Linked DNA regions of Homo sapiens: region 2 is linked to region 1. Evidence: read pairs that join two places in POLR2A ChIA-PET (ENCODE). Cell type or tissue: PC-3. All regions are shown on one strand. Each heading gives the region's core, and the rest is flanking DNA. Links, peaks and the distances in the headings are about the cores only. Region 1 overlaps HMCN1 (hemicentin 1). Region 2 overlaps HMCN1 (hemicentin 1).

Evidence for each region. Peaks named below come from ENCODE experiments on the same cell type or tissue, not always from the same donor. Only the 100,000 strongest peaks of a DNase experiment are listed, where the experiment ranks them.
Region 2: POLR2A ChIA-PET joins it to region 1 with 13 read pairs; 2 of 35 experiments call an interaction of 5 or more read pairs at or near these places.

What each region holds. Positions count from the first base shown.
Region 1 is chr1:185,855,892-185,858,820 of GRCh38, reverse strand. All of the region lies in intron 2 of HMCN1 (hemicentin 1), which reads right to left. Among named protein-coding and RNA genes, the nearest start is that of HMCN1, 120 kb to the right of the region's middle. In PC-3, for the core only: no CTCF peak of the experiment used is centred there; a DNase peak (open chromatin) is centred at 1,250; H3K4me3 peaks cover 1,458 bases; H3K27ac peaks cover 2,264 bases.
Region 2 is chr1:185,977,908-185,980,836 of GRCh38, reverse strand. HMCN1 (hemicentin 1) reads right to left here. Exons shown (of 107, transcript NM_031935.3): 16 at 2,856-2,929. Among named protein-coding and RNA genes, the nearest start is that of HMCN1, 240 kb to the right of the region's middle. In PC-3, for the core only: no CTCF peak of the experiment used is centred there; no DNase peak of the experiment used is centred there.

The DNA of each region.
Region 1 (2,929 bases), core at 162-2,661:
TGTGACTGAAACTATAAGAACAAACTCTTGTAAGTTTTATTTCCAAACTTAAGAAAAAAAAATTACTGCTGGCCAGGCATGGTGGCTCATATCTGTAATCTCAGCAGTTTGGAAGGCCAAAGAGGGCAGATCTCTTATGCCCAGGAGCTTAAGACCAGCCTGTGCAACAGAGGAAATCCCCGTCTCTAAAAAAAAAAAAAAAAAAAAAAAAAAAAAAAAAAAAAAAAAAAAAAATTAGCTGGGTGTGGTGGCATATAGGCATATAGCTGGCACGTGGTCCCAGCTACTCAGAAGGCTCTGGGTAAGTGGAGACTGCAGTGAACCATGATTATGCCACTGCACTCCAGCCTGGGCTACAGAGTAAGACTCCGTCTCAAAAAATAAATAAATAAATAAATAAAATAAATCCTTTAAACGTCTGCCGCAGTTTCATTTTGACCTGAATACCAAATAGAAGAAATGTAAAATCATAATCCATAAACATTTATGATGGAAGAACTTACAACTGAAGAACTTAAATCTATAGAAGGTCTTCTTGATTTAATCAGTACTTTTCTCGGTAATAAGACACTTTACCTGTGTTAATTCAATAAATGTCTACTCTGAGCCAAGTGCTGAGAGAGTATTGTCACAAACACTATGTTATTTATTCTTTACATCAATGGATAAGGTAAGTATCACTTTTAACATGTTTTATTGACGGAGTACTAACTTCTGAAAATCCTTTCTCAGGGTCACACAACTAGTAAGTGAAAAAGCAGAGATTTGAACTTAATTATGCCTGGCCTGAAAATTCATGCAAACTCCTGTGAGGCATTTTATTATCTTCTTGAACTTCTGTGACTATAAGCAAGTAGCTTTCAGAGACACTGTATAATCAGAGGAAGAAAATTCCATTCTTCTAGATACCTACAGAATATTGTTTATTCTTCTTTTGTGGTATTCAATAAGATGTATTATAATTTATATTTCCTCCTACTAGATCTCTGTTTTTTGAAGTACTTAGTAGGTGTTCCATTGTTGTTTGATGAATGAATGGATAAATGACTAGTGAGTACATGGGTGAAAGATTTTGCAAAGCAATCTTGACATATTCGAGGTACACTTAACATACTCAGCCTGAGCTTGACTTAAGCCTAGCCCATCCCATTTCGAGTAATACAATTCCAGAACTAAACCTTCTAAAAGTACAAGTGTATAAAGCTAACTCCCCCTATGTTTGATCTCTCCCCCACACCCCTCTCTGTCCTGGCATACAGTCAGGATGAATAATCAACATGATAAAACCAACATGGCTATGTAAATATATTTCCTAAAACCACAGAAACATGCACACACACACACACACACACACAAATGAAAGGTATAATGGAGATGAACTGTATAATGCATAGAATTAGACAGCTCCCTAAATACATTTTAGAAAGGGTCTGAGTTTGTTAACCTGTGCTTTTATTTGAACCCTGAAATATAGATAATTAGTATCAGTATGCACAGTCCTGCTCAATATTTTGATTGACATTTTATCTTTATAATTCTACTGATACCTACAATTTACTAAATTGCCAAAGACCTTTCAGATAGAAAAACGTGTACTAAGAAAAACAGAAGCATGTGAGCTTTCACAGTAAATGTTGCTCCTGGAATAAAAAATATTTTTAAAAAACTGTAACTTCAGAGTTACGGTGATAATTATGTTTACAAAATGAATTCCTGGAAAACAAGATTAAATAAGAATGAATAGAAATCTTATCATTCAAGGGAGTAGTAAAACACAGATTATCTTGCTGTCTTTTCTAAATACAAGACAGTGTAGGAACGGCACTGGAATAAACTGAAACTTTAAACTGTGAGAGGAGTTGGAAAAAAAATGAAGTCCCTGTTTGAATCCTAATGGGAAAATCTACATCAAATGATGGACCAGAGAGACCCAAGAATGTTAATCTCAGAGCAAGCATGCTCCCATGCCTTATCATTTATCTTCTAGTCAACCTATTTCAATTCTTCTATTCTCGTCTTTTCATTGAACTCGTTTTTATATCAGTTGTTTTCCAGATGCCTAAGTCTAAGCAATAAAAATTGAAACTTTTTTATAGACTCATGACTAAGTTCAAAATAATTCTTATTGGCATTACAATATTTACCCTTATTCTAACATGAGTATAACCTACTAGAGTTTGCGCTTAGTTTCAAAGTCAGACTACATCCTTTTCACAGGGAACACCCATGTGTGAAATGTCTTATTTGTGTAATCTGTCCCTTACCTGTAAAATTTAGGTATGCAACTCAGTTTCAAGCTGAACAAAAAAAAATTTCCTTTTTTTTTTTTTTTTGAGACAGGGTCTAGCTCTGTCGCCCAGGCTGGAGTGCAGTGGCGCGATCTCACTCACCGCAACTCCACCTCTGGTGCTCAAGAGATTCTCCTGCCTCAGCCTCCCGAGTAGCTGGGATTACAGGTGCCCGCCACCATGCCTGGCTAATTTTTGTATTTTTTAGTAGAGACAGCGTTTCACCAGGTTGGCCAGGCTGGTCTCAAACTCGTGAACTCAGATGATCCACCCACCTCAACCTCCCAAAGTGCTGGGATTACAGGCGTGAGCCACCACGCCTAGTCTAAAGCTGAACAAAATTTTACAACTCTCAGCTCTCTTTCTTAAAATACAGTTGTGCAATTCTTTTACCAAGAAAACAGGATGTACATGTGAAAACCATTAAATTACATTGAATCAAATTTAAAGTTGCATCGAAGCAAATATAAAACAAATTAGAATAATTACAGAGTTCGTCAGTGACATGTGCTGGCTTTTATTACTTGTAGAATATATTGCAGGGATGTACTGAGAGACAATCAGAATATTGCAGAGCCCAAACCTCAAATCTCCAAAATCTAAATAAAAGATGTTACATCCCAGACAGTCAAACTATGCTG
Region 2 (2,929 bases), core at 312-2,811, 120 kb before region 1:
CACCACAGTGAAATAAGTGCTAACAAAGAGTTCCAGACAGTGAGCTCTGGAAGCAGAGACAGAAGTGACTGCATGAAAGGCAATTGGAGAAGGATTCACACTGAGGTAATATCTGAGTGAGTAGAATAGAGGACGGGCAGTCCAGTTCTAATCGGTTACAAAGGCAAGAGCATGACTAGAAAAATCATGGCCTGTACAAAGAATGGAAAGCTGCACCATCAATGGTGGTGCTCTGCACCACCACCCTGTTAGAAGTTTGCAGGGGAGATTTTTTAGTTGATGCAATGACTGGAGAAGTCTGCTGGCATTCAGTGGGTAAAAACTAGAGAGGTGAAACATGGGCCAGATTCGCAAAGAAACAATTATCCCAAGTCCAGCACGACTTTGAAGCTCCCACTGAAATGTGTGTATTTCATAACTTTGTTTGTAACTACATGAGTCTGCAACCTAATTCTGTATGTGCAGAAGAAAGACAGAACTTTAGTAATAATTGCACATCATCTTAGAAAATCACTTCACCAGCTTGGAGTTTTTGAGTCATCAATCCTATACTCCTGCATGAGTCTGCATTTGAGCTATTGAATTCATAATGATGCCACATAAATGTATCTTCATATTCTGTAGACAATGCCAGAGTATTTACGTATTGAAATATGCATTATTTTAGTATAAATTACTTTCCCTCATTTTTCATTTGTATGTGTTAGACATTAAAATAATTTTTATTATGTAGTTAGATCAAATATATAGAATTTTTCAAGATAATAAAATGATATTACAAAATATTTGTAATTAAAGAGGGTATTGGAGCCATGAGGATGGGGACTACTGAGTTATAGGTTGCGTGGGGATAGTCAGGAGACTGAAGTTGAAGAGGTGGGCTGGTACATTCTCAAGAGTATGGTTTTGTCTTGTGAGCAATCAGGAAGGAAGGAGAGGATTTTAAATAGGGGAATGGGTATAATCTTGTAAATATATGAACCAAAATGAGCAGTTTAATCTATTGATAAGATTTGAACAGAGAAAAGTGCAGCTTTCCAGCATCCATAGTCCCATACTATCTCAGATAAAGAACCATGACAAAGTTTCTACTCCTCTGCTAACCATATGCATCTAATTGTAGAACTGCATCTGGTAAATTAAGGTAGCATCTACTCTAAATAGCAAACATTCATTTGGAAATAAAAATTCAGCAAACCACCCCATTAATAAATCATACATTAGTTCTAACTGGGATATTTTTCATATTACGAATTCTTGGGCTAATTTGTGTAGAAATACAACATACCATGAGAACCAAGTTTCTAATTACTAATTTCCTTCCAGACAATTTAATTTCGACAATTAGGCAACTGTTGCTCAAGATATTGAGCTCTTTTATTCTTCCTTTTCTTTTGTCTCCTTTAATCAATTTGTTTTCAGGTCTCACTTTTTATCAACATCTGGGTTGTTTCTCATCATCACTCTTTGAGCTTTTCAATGTTCCCTTTCTCTCATCTCTCTTCCTATCTTGTAGCGGTGTTGTTCTGAAACAGTACTTTCATGTACCTTTTCCTGCCTATCAAACTTGGAATGGGGCTCTCTAACTTCTAGCTCATCAAATCCATTTTTTCACCTGGACATTCAAGTCATGCACAATCTGACCCAATCTGATGTGTACTTCCCAGTAGCTCCTTTCATGGGCATCCACTCAGAGAATGGACTGCAAACTACCTGAGTGAGGGACCCTATATCTGAATCTGTCCACCACAGAGCTCACCACAGAGCTGAACACTGAAGCACTTGTTATTAGACAATTTAATTTATATCTGGAAGTTTAAGTGGCCAATGTATATTTAATATTGTTAATAAACTTGGGCCAGACATGGTGGTTCACGACAGCAATCCCAGTACTTTGGGAAGACGATGTGGGTGGATCATTTGAGGTCAAGAATTCGAGACCAGCCTGGCCAACATGGTAAAACCCTATCTCTACCAAAAATACAAAAATTAGCTGGGTATGGTGGTTCACACCTGTAATCCCAGCTACTCAGGAGGCTGAAGCAGGACAATTGCTTGAACCTGTGAGGTGGAGTTTGCAGTGAGCCAAGTTCATGCCACTGCACTCCAGCCTGGGCAACAGAATGAGAACCCGTACCCACCCAAAATATAAAAATAAAAATAATTAAAATAATTAACTTAGCAGTAACTGATTAAAAGCTTTCTATAAAATACCCCAAACATCCCATTATTTTTAAAAATGCAATTAATTATCTAAATGCTTTTCCTCCTCTGGTAACACCATGCAATTATTCTTAGCATTATTTGAAAAAATAGAAGGTGCTTCCAAATATCTGAATACTGAATAGCTTATAAAATTTTTAGATAAGAAAGTATTTGACTTTTGTGGGGGTGGCAGGGATCTTTTGCTTCAGGTGGATACAGCTTTTAATAAAGGAGATTCCAAGGCATCCCTATGTTGTTATGTACTGTTTGACAAAATAAATAAAGTTAACTAATAGTAATATTTTATCTTTCTATACAACAATTGTTACAAGAATCAAGGTAATGTGACCACTTATCTATGTAAAGGCTCAGATGACTCTATTTGCAATAAGAAATGGTAAGATATGAAGAAGTCATATTGTTTCATAAGCCCTTATGATAAATTAATGACATACATTTGAATAAAATATAACTCATTTATGACAATTCCCGAATATAAAATGCCAGTACTATTTCAAAGTAAAATGCAATGAACATAAAATGTGTTGGCAAGATTAATATACTATTTTAAATAGCAATACCTATGTATAAAACATAAATATATAACATAAAAGTACATATTCGTACAAAATATATTTCCTTCAACCTACTTAAAATAAAGAGAGCTCCTGTTCTTAGTTGGCTGATGGAACTAACTGAAAAAGGTCTTGAGAAAATTGGCATG